2 separate regions of the Homo sapiens genome follow, and region 2 is linked to region 1. A link is an interaction called in ENCODE POLR2A ChIA-PET data of the cell type or tissue named here. Cell type or tissue: Panc1. All regions are shown on one strand. Links, peaks and the distances in the headings refer to the core of each region. The heading gives the core; the rest is flanking DNA. Region 1 has its middle 40 kb from the start of UTS2. Region 2 overlaps PER3 (period circadian regulator 3).

Evidence for each region. Peaks named below come from ENCODE experiments on the same cell type or tissue, not always from the same donor. Only the 100,000 strongest peaks of a DNase experiment are listed, where the experiment ranks them.
Region 2: POLR2A ChIA-PET joins it to region 1 with 10 read pairs; 5 of 35 experiments call an interaction of 5 or more read pairs at or near these places.

What each region holds. Positions count from the first base shown.
Region 1 is chr1:7,891,509-7,894,427 of GRCh38, reverse strand. It overlaps a transcript of UTS2 not described here. Among named protein-coding and RNA genes, the nearest start is that of UTS2, 40 kb to the right of the region's middle. In Panc1, for the core only: no CTCF peak of the experiment used is centred there; no DNase peak of the experiment used is centred there.
Region 2 is chr1:7,827,747-7,830,665 of GRCh38, reverse strand. It overlaps PER3 (period circadian regulator 3), which reads right to left. Exons shown (of 22, transcript NM_001377275.1): 18 at 2,851-2,919; 19 at 505-832. Among named protein-coding and RNA genes, the nearest start is that of UTS2, 24 kb to the left of the region's middle. In Panc1, for the core only: no CTCF peak of the experiment used is centred there; no DNase peak of the experiment used is centred there.

The DNA.
Region 1 (2,919 bases), core at 177-2,676:
CCGAGGAGGGTGGATCACTTGAGATCAGGAGTCTGAGACGAGCCTGGGCAACATGATGCGACCCCGTCTCTACAAAAAATACAAAAACTAGCTGGATGTAGTGGTGGGGGCCTGCTACTTGGGAGGATGAGGTAGGAGCATCACTTGAGCCTGGGAGGTTGAGGCTGCAGTGAGCTATGATCGTGCCACTGCACTCCCGCCTGGGAGACAGAGCAAGAGCCCATCTTAAAAAAAAGAAAAAAGAAATAAAAAAAGAGAGAGATAAAGAAAGAAAAAGAAGAAGAAAAAAAAAAAAGAAATCAGAGAAGTGGTGCAAACCCAGAGAGAACAGTGGATGGGGTAGAGTTCAAACATCTCCATTTACTTTGGCAAGACGCAGAGTGACTAAGCAACAGTTAAGGGGGCCAAGCACCCCCACCACTGGGCAGAGAGAGCTTGGCACGGCAGCCAGACCCGAATTCTCTCTCTAGCTATGCCTCTGACTCACTCTACGGTTTTTAGACAAAGAAGAATCTATCATTTCCCAATTGTGGCATTAAAGTGAATGATGGTGTGGGTTTTTTCCTTCTGTTCAAGGTGAGGGAGAGAAGGACGGTCATATTTTAGTGGGTTGTAAGTGAATATTAAAAAGTGCGACGAAATATATGGGTGAGTGTATGGAGACAGTCTTGAGGGCAATACCGTGTTAGGTGCACCCACTTCCAGCCCTGCGACTGTGCCCTCCAGGAGCAGCGTAAAACCAGGCACAGAGGTGACCAGGCCAGTCAATATTCAGCTCATGGTCTTAGAGTCCTCACAAGATGTTTGTCGTCCACATGGCAACGCTGTTGGGGGTCTGTGACGTGTCATCACCTATTTTTGCAAAATTGGTATTTCTGGAAGCATTTAAATCCCCAGGTTTGGTTTGTTTTATTTATTTATTTATTTATTTATTTAGAGACAGGGTCTGGCTCTGTCGTCCAGGCTGGAGTGCAGTGGCACAACCTCAGTTCACTGCAACGTGGGATCAAGTCATCCTCCCACCTCAGCCTCCCGAGCAGCCGGGGCTCCAAGCAGGTGCCACCGCACTGGCTAATTTTTGCATTTTTAGTAGAGATGGGGTTTCACCACATTGTCCAGGCTGACCTCAAACTCCTGGCTCAAGTGATCTACCTCTCAAAGTGCTGGTATTACAGGCGTGAGCCACTGCGCCCGGCCTAAATCCCCTTAATATTTTGTTCCTACTATGAGCCAGTCTCTGTGTTCAAGGATTGCAAAATCTTGACAAACTGTCCAAAAGAGAGAAAAAGTAAATAAGCATAGTATAGACATTTAATAACATTCATTATCACTTTATTCAGCCCACAAAAACTTACTAAGCTCCTTGTGCTACGAGCTAGGAGCATGAAGATAAAGAAAGCATAGCCTCTTCTCTGAGATTTCACAAGTATTAATACTAAACCAAACAACGCAGGCAGAATAACAACCTCTAAAGATGTCCGTGTCCTATGCCCCAAAAACTGTGAATATTTTACCTTTCATGGCAAAAAGGACTTTTCAGATGTGATTAAGTTAAGGACGTTGAGATGGGAGAGTTCCCTGGATTATCTGGGTGGGCCTGGTGTAATCACAAGGGTCCCTTTAAGTGAAAGACAAAGGTGGGGCCGGGCGAGGTGGCTCACAGCTGTAATCCCAGCACTTTGGGAGACCGAGGCCGCTGAATTGCTTGAGTTCAGGAGTTTGAGACCGGTCTGGGCAACATGGCAATATCCCGCCTCCCCGCCTCTACTAAAAATACAAAACTTAGCCAGGCGTGGTGGCAGGGTGCCCGTAATCCCAGCTACTCAGGAGGCTGAGGCAGGAGAATCACCTGAACCTTGGAGGTGGAGGTTCCAGTGAGCTGAGATTGCGCCACTGCACTCTCCAGCCTGGATGACAGAGTGACACTCCGTCTCAAAAAAAAAAAAAAAAAAAAAAAACATGCATGAGGAAGAACAAGTGTCAGAGTCAGAGAGAGACTTGAAGATGCTGTATCGCAAGCTTTGCAGATGGAGGCAGGGCCAAGAGCCCACGAATGCAGGCGGCCCCTAGAAACTGGAAAAGGCAAGAACACTGATGCTCCCCTGGAGCCTCCAAAGGGAAGGAAGCCCAGGTGACCGCTCGATCTTAGCTCAGTGAGGCCCATTTCAGACTCCTGACCTCCAGGATGGTAAGAGAATAAGATCGTGTTGTTTGAAGCCACCAGGTCTGTAGTATAGTAACTTACTACAGCAGCAACAGGAAATTCATGCACCGACCCTGACCATGCAGTGACAAGCGTTCTGCAGCGCTGCTGTCAGGCACAACGGAGCTACAGCTACTGCAGGGCAAGGTAGGGGTCCAGGGAGGCCGCTGGCCGGTCCTCCCAGCCCTGAATCTTGAGGGATGGGTGGAACTTCACCAGGCAGAGGGCTGGCACGTGTGTATACACGTGTGAAACTGTCGCCACCATCAAGACCACAGGCAGAGCCATCCCCCAGGACCTCATGCCCTTTTACCTCCTTGAATCCCCCATCTCCAAACAACCACTCACCTGTCTGCTGTCACTATAGATGAGCTTGAATGTTCTAGAGTTTACATAAATGAAACAATAGAGTATGTGCTCCTTTTTTGATCTGGTTTCTTTCTTTATAACATTTATAATAATTATTTTTAATTGACAAAAATTGTACATGTTTATGGTACACAGCATGATGTGTTAGAATATCTATACATTGTGGAATGGCTGAAGCAAACTAATGAACATACTCATTGCCTCATATACTTACCAATTTTTGTGATGAGAATACTCAAAATCTACTCTTGGCAATTTTCTTTCTTTCTTTCTTTCTTTCTTTCTTTCTTTCTTTCTTTCTTTCTTTCTTTCTTTCTTTTCTTTCTTTCTTAGATCGAGTCTGGCTT
Region 2 (2,919 bases), core at 171-2,670, 64 kb after region 1:
CCTCATACCATACACAAAACTCAAAATGGATCACAGATCTAAGCTATAAATGCTATTGAGCGTGCATCTCAACAGCATCATGCTAACTGAAAGAATCCGAATACGAAAGACAGCATACTGTCTGATTCTATACATAAATCATAGGAAAAGCAAAACTAAAGTGACAGAAAGCAAACCAGTGGCTGCCAGGAGACCAAGGGTCAGGGCAGAGATGGACTGGTGAGGGTCACAGAACTGTTTGGGGTGACAGAAATGTTCTATATGGTGATTGTGGTAGCGCTTACACTAAGGTACACATCTGTCAGAATTCTTGTTTGTACCCCTCAAACTGGTGAATTTTATTGTGTATAAATATACCCCAATATACCTGACAAAAAGGAAAAAGGGAAAAAGAAAAAAAAACCTTGTACTTCCACATCAGTGCCTGGGGCACACAGTGAGAGCTCAGCACATAGTGAATGTCTGGCATTGGAGTTTGAAACATTAGTTGTCCTGATCCACTACCTGATGCTGCTGAACCAGTTCTGGATGGGGATTCGCTGGGAGGTGACCCCGTGGACAGAACAGTGGCAGTAGGATGGGATGGAGTCCTGCTGGGAGGCAATCCCATGGACAGTGTGCTGGCAGTAGGATGGGATGGATTCTTCATGGGAGGCGATCCTGTGGACAGAGCGCTGGCAGTAGGATGGGATGGATTCTTCATGGGAGGCGATCCTGTGGACAGAGCGCTGGCAGTAGGATGGGATGGATTCTCCCTGGGAGGTGACCCCGTGGACAGTGCACCGGTAGTAGCAGGACTGCTCTCACTGCCATTGTTGCCTGTAACACACTGCTAGAAAGTAAGGGCACATGAAAAGACACTTTAATCTTCTTATCACAAAATACAGTAGTCCTCCTTTATTCATGGTTTTGCTTTCTGTAGTTTCAGTTACCTGTGGTCAACCAAGGTCCAAAAATAGTAAATGGAAAATTCCAGAAATAAACAGTTCATAAGTTTAAAATTGTCAGCCATTCTGGTAGTGTCATAAAATTTTGAGCTGTCTTATTGCTTCCAGCCTGTGATAGGAATCATCCCTTTATTTCACACCTCCACACTCAGTAGCCGTCTTGGTTATCAGATCTACTGTGGTATCATAGTGCTTGTGTTCAAGTAACATTTATTTTACTTAATAATGGCCCCAAAGTGCAAGAGGAGTGATGCCAGCAATTGGGATATGCCAAAGAGAAGTCATAAAGTGCTGCATTTAAGTGAAAAGGTGGAAGTTCTCAAGAAGGAAAGGAAAAACCCATATGCTGAGAGTGCTACAATTTTAGGCAAAAACGAATCTTCTATCCATGAAATTGTGATGAGTATATTGTTATCATTGTTCTATGTTATTAGTTACTGCTGTTAATCTCTTACTGTTCTTAATTTATCAATTAAACTTTACCATAGATATGTATAGTATGTTTAGGAAAAAACATACTGTATATACGGTTCAGAACTACCCACGGTTTCCGGCATCCACCATGGGTTTGAAACATATCCCCTGGGTAAGGGAGACTACTGTAACTGGCAGATCTTCAACTTCGTGTGTTAAACAGAATAAAATTTACATATATAACTAAGAAGTAAAAACGTTCCAGCCTATCTCTAAGAAATAAGTTCCTTTGTAAGTAATATTAAGGCACTACTACTTTCTCAGTACCTGCTACATGCCAGGCACCCCACAAGTAGTTTTTTTTTGTCACTCAGCAAACACATATCGAACATTTATATGTTCTAGGCACTGTGTCAAACACTAGGAATATAATAATGAACAAAACAAAGTTCCAGCTCTCCAGGAGCACCTACTGCATAGGGAGAAGTACTATATAAATACATCATTTAGCCCTCAGAGTAAGCTATGAGGGATTCATCTTTCCATTTTCCTAATAAGGAAACACAGGCAAAGAAAGGTTAAATAACTTGTCTAAGTGAATCTTCCTAACTAGTGACCGAGCTGGGATTTGAATCCGTGTCTTAATCCATAGCCCAGGCTTTACTCACTGTAATATACTGCCTTCCCTTAGATTTTCAGCAAGCACACCAGGCTTTCAAAAGTGAGCATATTTTCTTGATTTGTATCACTAGATTTTGAATATCTGTTAAAGAAGGGTATTGTACCTTAAAGAGAAGGTCAAAGAAAAATCTGTGTAAATATTCACACTTGCCTTGGATTCTATACCTAAATATAGGAACGTCAGATTCCAAAGTTTAACCTGCTAAATAAACCTGAGAATGGCTTTTTAGGTAAAGGGATGAAAAGTTAAAGGAAGCAGACCAAAAAAGCTTTTGGTTTTGAAAAAAATGACATGTTTAAGTGTGAAACTATAAACTGCCTACTCTACTGATAACAAATAAAATAGCTCCTACCTCTTCATACACACCTGTTGTCCTGTGACTGTGCATGAAGAAGTACAATCGTTAAATTGTCAATATGGCTTATTCCTATCTCACCTGACCATAACCCCGGTTGTAAGTAAACAAATACGTGTTATAGGCAATGAACACTTAAGCGTAATACCTGTAACGAATTTTAAAGAGTAGAGGGAATCCAGTTCACATGAAAACTTAAAAGATAGCACTTTGGAAAAAACCTCACAAAGTATATAAGAAACTAGAACATAGATGATTCTTTCATGTCTACTTTCCAAACAGAGCCAGGCAGATGTGTTTCATGTTTACACAGAATTAGGCTAACAGGCTCACTCACAGTAGCCACGCGGATTACCTACTGAGAATGTCAGCACTGAGTCCCAACGCAACCACCTTAACTTTAGTAAGATATTCACTTTCTCACTTGAGTGTTGAAAATGAGCATCACTTACATACTCAGTTTGTGGGCACGTGTTCCTTCTCATCTGATCTGGAGATTCAGAGGGTCTGGGCATCTCTTC